Linked DNA regions of Mus musculus: region 1 is linked to region 2. A link is a loop called in an ENCODE intact Hi-C map of the cell type or tissue named here. Cell type or tissue: heart. All regions are shown on one strand. Each heading gives the region's core, and the rest is flanking DNA. Links, peaks and the distances in the headings are about the cores only.

What was found. Peaks named below come from ENCODE experiments on the same cell type or tissue, not always from the same donor. Only the 100,000 strongest peaks of a DNase experiment are listed, where the experiment ranks them.
Region 1: a loop joins it to region 2, with 2.6 times the contacts of the local background. A loop is called at or near these places in 5 of 42 quality-filtered maps.

The regions. Positions count from the first base shown.
Region 1 is chr5:77,406,452-77,409,255 of GRCm38, forward strand. Igfbp7 (insulin-like growth factor binding protein 7) reads right to left here and starts at 1,594. Exons shown (of 5, transcript NM_008048.3): 1 at 1,089-1,594. The coding sequence starts at 1,563. In heart, for the core only: a CTCF peak has its summit at 1,334 (motif pointing left); DNase peaks (open chromatin) are centred at 290, 1,050 and 1,600; H3K4me3 peaks cover 1,317 bases; H3K27ac peaks cover 1,000 bases; H3K27me3 peaks cover 284 bases.
Region 2 is chr5:77,463,776-77,466,579 of GRCm38, forward strand. It overlaps 1700017L05Rik (RIKEN cDNA 1700017L05 gene), which reads left to right and starts at 1,713. Exons shown (of 2, transcript NR_131050.1): 1 at 1,713-2,042. In heart, for the core only: a CTCF peak has its summit at 1,321; a DNase peak (open chromatin) is centred at 1,306.

The DNA.
Region 1 (2,804 bases), core at 202-2,701, 57 kb before region 2:
TGTGCAAGAGCTAAAGGGGGAAAATGGAGGTTTCTGTTGGAAACAGGGATATTTGGTCTGTGATTTTATAAACGGTGGTAATATCCTACATGGGTAACTGTGAGTTATACCACTTAAGGCTTTCAATGGTGAACTTTGAAGCGAATGGCACACAGCCTATTTGCATAGGGATTTCTGGGAAAAACTGTCAAGAAAGAACTGTTCCTTGGAAAGGCTGGAGAAAGCCTGAACTGTGTTCAAGATGCAACAGCTGACATTCCTCCCCTCCCCTCCTACCTTGGCTGAAGCCGGGGCAGCAGCTGCCAGAGCAGGACTCTAACTTTCCCTCGAAACGACTGCTCATGGAAAATGTTATTTCAGGCACTAGGAGTTAAAGTTTCTGATTTCTTTCTTCCCCCCAACCTCAGACTTTTTTCCAACTTCATTTGTGCAAGTTTGGATTAGTATGGGATACAATAGACAAACCCAATGTCAAAGCCATTCCAGCGGAACCTTGCATCCTGTGGACAAATTATGAAAAAACATAACCAAGGCCCGAGAAGAAAAACAACATGGTCAGAGGATTCACAACATCAAAGCGTTTGTGTTTCTTTTAACCCTCAAGTATAATGTTCTAGCTAGGTTACCGCTTGAGAATTGGAAACGCCAGTACTTGAATATTAATATGAACTTCAACTTAAAGAATTATCTTGTTAGTAAATCGACTTTCTGAACATCTTTCCTTTGCATTTTTCTGCTAACCCTGTCTACCCATCTTTCTGTACACACCCAAAAGAAAGAAAGAACGACGAGAAAGGTTTTTAAGAGTGTGGAGGCGTTTGAAACTTGCCCTGCAGGCTAGTTGGGTAAACTGTGCCTCGGAGTCTCGGAAAATCTTTTCTATATTTACACCCGTTACTGCGATTTCTCACTTTCTTGGCGCACACAGGCAACTCCAAATAAAACCATGCCAAGAGAACCAGGGAGGCGTTTCTCCTGGCTCGGGACACCGGGTTAGCCATCAACTCCTCCCTCCCGCGGGTCTCCAGGAATGCTCTGCGGCGGCGGGGGAGGAGGAAGGAGTGGGCGGGGAAGGCGCTGGTGCCCACCTTGCTCGCAGGTGCCCTTGCTGACCTGGGTGATGGCCTTCTCCCCGCGGCTCTCGGCGCGCAGGCTGGCAGCGCGCAGCTGGCAGCCGCTGGGGTAGGTGATGCCGTTGCTGCCGCACACCGGGTAGCGGCTCTTGCACACGCACACGGCGAGGGTCGCGGGACCGCCGGCTGCTGCCCCGGCTTTACCCTTCCGCCTCTTGCGGCTCTTCACGCACTCCATGCCCGGCGCGCAGTGCCCCCTGCCGGCCGCGCCGCCCCCGCACGGCTCACCCTCGCCGCGAGCACACACCGGGCAGCACCCGCACGCGTCGCGGGTCTCACCCAGCGGGCAGCCGAGCCGGGGCAGCGCGGGGCAGGAGGCCGGCACGCACGGGCCGCAGGCATCCGAAGAGGAGGAAGAGGAGAGGGGCAGGAGCAGGAGCAGCAGTCCGGCTGCACCCAGCAGCAGGGCGCGCGGCGGCCGCTCCATCATAAGGTGGCTGGATGCGAGCGCGCGAGTGAGCAGTCCGGGTCCCGGAGGCCAACCCTTAAAGCCGCTGCCCCGCCCGGTGCTCCGTGGGAGCCCTCCCCGGGGCGGAGAGTCAGCCCGCTGCCCGCCCCGCTTCGCCCGCCCGGGATCCGGCCTCCCGCCGTCGCCGTCGTGGGCATCCTCGCTGCCCTGGAGAGCTCGTCCCACGTCCACCATGCGTGCTGACCGGCTCCTGCTCAGCCCCCTGCCCCTGTCCTCACTCTGCAGCACTGGAGGGAACGAGCCTCCCGCGTCCTTTCCTGCTCATTTTCCAGATCCAGCTATTTTTTTTTAAACTTTTTTTTTTTAAACAACTAGGACTTTATGAAAATGCACTGTTTACTTCATTAAATTCTCGTGGGTCTGGGAAACCTGAGTGCTTTGTGGTTACTCTTTTAAGGACAGACTACGAAGGGAGTAGCGTTTGTGTCCTCTTTGGCTACAGGGCTGGTTTTCGATGTCATGTTCTTCTTTTTGGAACTTCATAATCTTGCTCTTCTCTCGTATCACCCAAGCTATCTGATGCTGAGTCGTTTAAAATTCTTTTTAAAAGTTATGGTTCTAGACTTATTTGCTTTTATTTTATGTGTATGGATGTTTTGGCTGCATGTATGTGTACATTATGTGTGTGCCTGGTGCCTCCGGGGTGGTGGTGGTAGGGTAGAAGACCTGATACCCCGTTACTGGAGTTATAGACAGTTGTTAGACACCTTGTGTGTGCTAGGAATCGAACTCAGGTCTTGGATGTGAAGCCAGTGCTCCCTTAACTGCTAAGCCATTTTTTTTTAAAAGCATTTTTATTTTGTGTTTGTGAGTGAGTATGTATGTTTGTGGGTCCTCGTGCCAAATATGTGGAGGTTAGAGAAAATCAGCTGTGGGGCAGCTGATTTTCTCTGTCTACTATGTGGGTCCTAGGGCTTGAATTCTGCTTATCAAACTGGTTCCCAAACCACTGGCCTGGGTTAGTATTTAAAACACACAGAGAAGACCATTTAGAGGAAGGCTACTATTGGACCTGCGGGGACACTGGTCTTGTGTCCTGTTTCTTTAGGATATTTAGCAGTTTAGTGCTCACACATGTGGGAAGCCGTTGCAGAGTGGCAGTTACAGAGTGGCAGTTGCAGAGTGGCAGTTGGCTACTGCTGGCCACCACACATACATAGGCAGTAAAGGTTCTTTTGCCAAGACGAGGTTTTGAGAATTAA
Region 2 (2,804 bases), core at 140-2,639:
TTAGTGTGTGCGTGCACATGTGTGCTACATGCATGTGGTGGAGGTCAGAGAGGAAGTTTAGGAAATGGGTTCTTTGCCTTCCACTTTGTTGAGGGGAGAGTTTGTCTTGTTTCTGCCACAGCCCTGTGTAGTCCAGGCTGCCTGGTCTGTGAACTTCCGGGTCTGGCTGATTCTCTCATCTCTGCCTGGCATCTTGTGGTGAGAGTGCTGGGATTACAGATGTGTGCCACTGCATCCAGCTGTGTCTCTGTGTGTGGTCTGGCCACTGGGCTCAGGTCAGTAGGCTGGGAGTGACCTATTGCTTTGGTTGTTTTAAACTAATTTTGTTTACTGGGCTTAAAAGGTAGCTCAGAGGTTAAGAGTTGTTTAGAATTTGATTTCCAGCACCAAGACCAGAAGGCTCACAACTACCCGCAATTCCACACTCAGGGCACACAACACCTTCATCTGATCTCTACAGGCACCTGCACTGAGGGGTGCATACCTCTCCCACATATACTCATAATTAAAATAATGAGTCTTAAGAATCGTTCGTATTTATTTTTGACAGTTTCCTCAATGTCTATCATAAATTTTAGTCCTTTTTACACTCTTCCCTGTCTCATCCCCTTCCTTTTCCTGTTGAACCCCCCCCCCCACTTTCCAACAAGCCCCCATCCTACTTTGATGCCCCCCCCCCCCCGTGTGTGTGTGTGTTTGACTTACTGAATCCAATTAAGATTCCTTGTATGGGTGAGAGGTTATTTGGAGCATGTGTGGTTTATCAATGGCTTCTCCACTGAAGAAACCACCCCCACCCCCCACCCCTGTCATGGACTGCGGATATGCTCTGTGGAGAGCCGAAGATACAAGGAGCTCCTCTCTAATCCATGATAAAACGCTGGCAGGCTGAACCTTGTACAGTCCTTGTGGCTCTCGGAGTTTCCTGTCAAGACTATTGGTGACTTTTCGAGCCTATCGTGAAGGAACTTCCCGTCCAGTTCTATCTCCCCATTTACATTGCTCTGGGTCCCGATGTAGCTGATATTTAAATCAGGCCCACGATGCTGTGATGGTATACCGTACAAGGCTCCAGTCTCAGCACAGGGCTGAGCCCTGAACACCTTCAAACATCAACAGTTAGTGACCGAGGCACCCGCCTTAGACCAGCTGAACCTATTATTAGTGAATGGAAGAAGACACAGCCAGCGGACCTTGTATGCTATCCCGAGGGCCTGTCAAGGCCTCTTTCACACTGTCTCCACCAGTCCCAGGCACGGTGGCTTCAGTTTGGAGGGAGCGGTGGAGAGCAGTGTATGTCGAGAGAAACACTGCCCCCTGGCTGCCATCCTGGTCTCTGGACGCTGGGTACTTTCATCTGAAAACCTCAAGCCAAAAGAAACTCAGGTTGATTGTTTCCAGGAGGCAAAAAAAGTGTCCCAAGATGGCTTGTTAGACATGAAAGTGGCCGGCGACTTCTAACTTGCAGATTTTCTTGCTAACAAAATATGATAAAGTTATGTCTCACTGGGGACACAGCTACATATTCATGAAAAAGAAACGGACTGGCAAAAATCCTCTAGCACAGTCTTAGTCATGCTTTCCGTGGGTGGTGGGGTCCTGACGAACTGGTTCTTACACACCCCGTTCTGCTGTCCAGATTTCTGACAATTGAGTATGTATTACGTCACAATGAGAACCCTGAATCCCGCCAACACATTTGCTTACCGAGCGGCAGACGCTGGAATGAACACCAGATGGGGAGGTCTGTGTGAATTTTTGCCACTGTCTCCTTCCCATCCTAGTTGTCCCAAATGAGAGGCCCGTGGGTCTGCCAGAGGAGAGTTCTGTATGGTACAAAGGCTTGGGGGGAATCTGTTCCCTGTCTTTCTACAAAGATGCTCGTCACAGCCCATCCCTGCCAAAGGCTGTCCCTGGGACACATATGATGGTTTCCAGTACTACCCTCGGGTTTGATGATTCCCTAGAGGGACTCTCAGGATCTAGCAAGGCTGTTGTCTTCACAGATATGGTTTGTACAGCGAAAGGATACAGATTAATAGGCATGTATCAATAACTACTATACGGGGTCACTCGTGTGTGTGTGTGTGTGTGTGTGTGTGTGTGTGTGTGTGCATAAGTGATTGATGCTTAGAGTCTTTTGAGGGAAGATGGATGGCCAGGAAGGCAAAGCGTCTAGAAATCATGTCATATGAAGGATATGACAGTATTTAATATGGAAGCAAGAAGGCCCACCTTACACTGCCTGTGTTTGATGGGTTGCCATGGAGAAGCAGAAGCAGACACATGAGGTCTAGTTCTAGAGGAGATGAGGAGATCCAATAAGGAAGGAGCAGGAGGCTGGAGCCTGCAGAGGTGACAGGAGCTCTCTAAGAATTACAAGTGCCCAATGGCAGATCCAGACTTCTAGACTGTTCAGTCCTTGACACTATGAGTGAGAAGATATGGCCCTTTGCAGGTTCACTGGGATGATCTCAGAGGTGCGTGGGAGCTTGGCTGACAGTGGCTCTACAGCTCTCTCTTCTAGTGTGTGCCTTGCTCATTTCTCTTGCTAGCATCCGGTAGGATGCACCATTCACAGCAGGCCTTGGGAGTACTTGGTAGTATTGCACCTTTGAAGGGGTTGCTAATCCCGTGGAATGTAGGAAGCAAAGGCCTCTTAGCCTCTACCTTGTTATCTCCCTAGATTGAAACCTCAGCTTGCCCTAGCCAGTGTTTCTTTTTAGGATGATTAAAGTCTTTGGCTCCGTCTGAACCCATTCATTTTAACTATTCCATTTCCCAAGAATATCATCTCATTACTT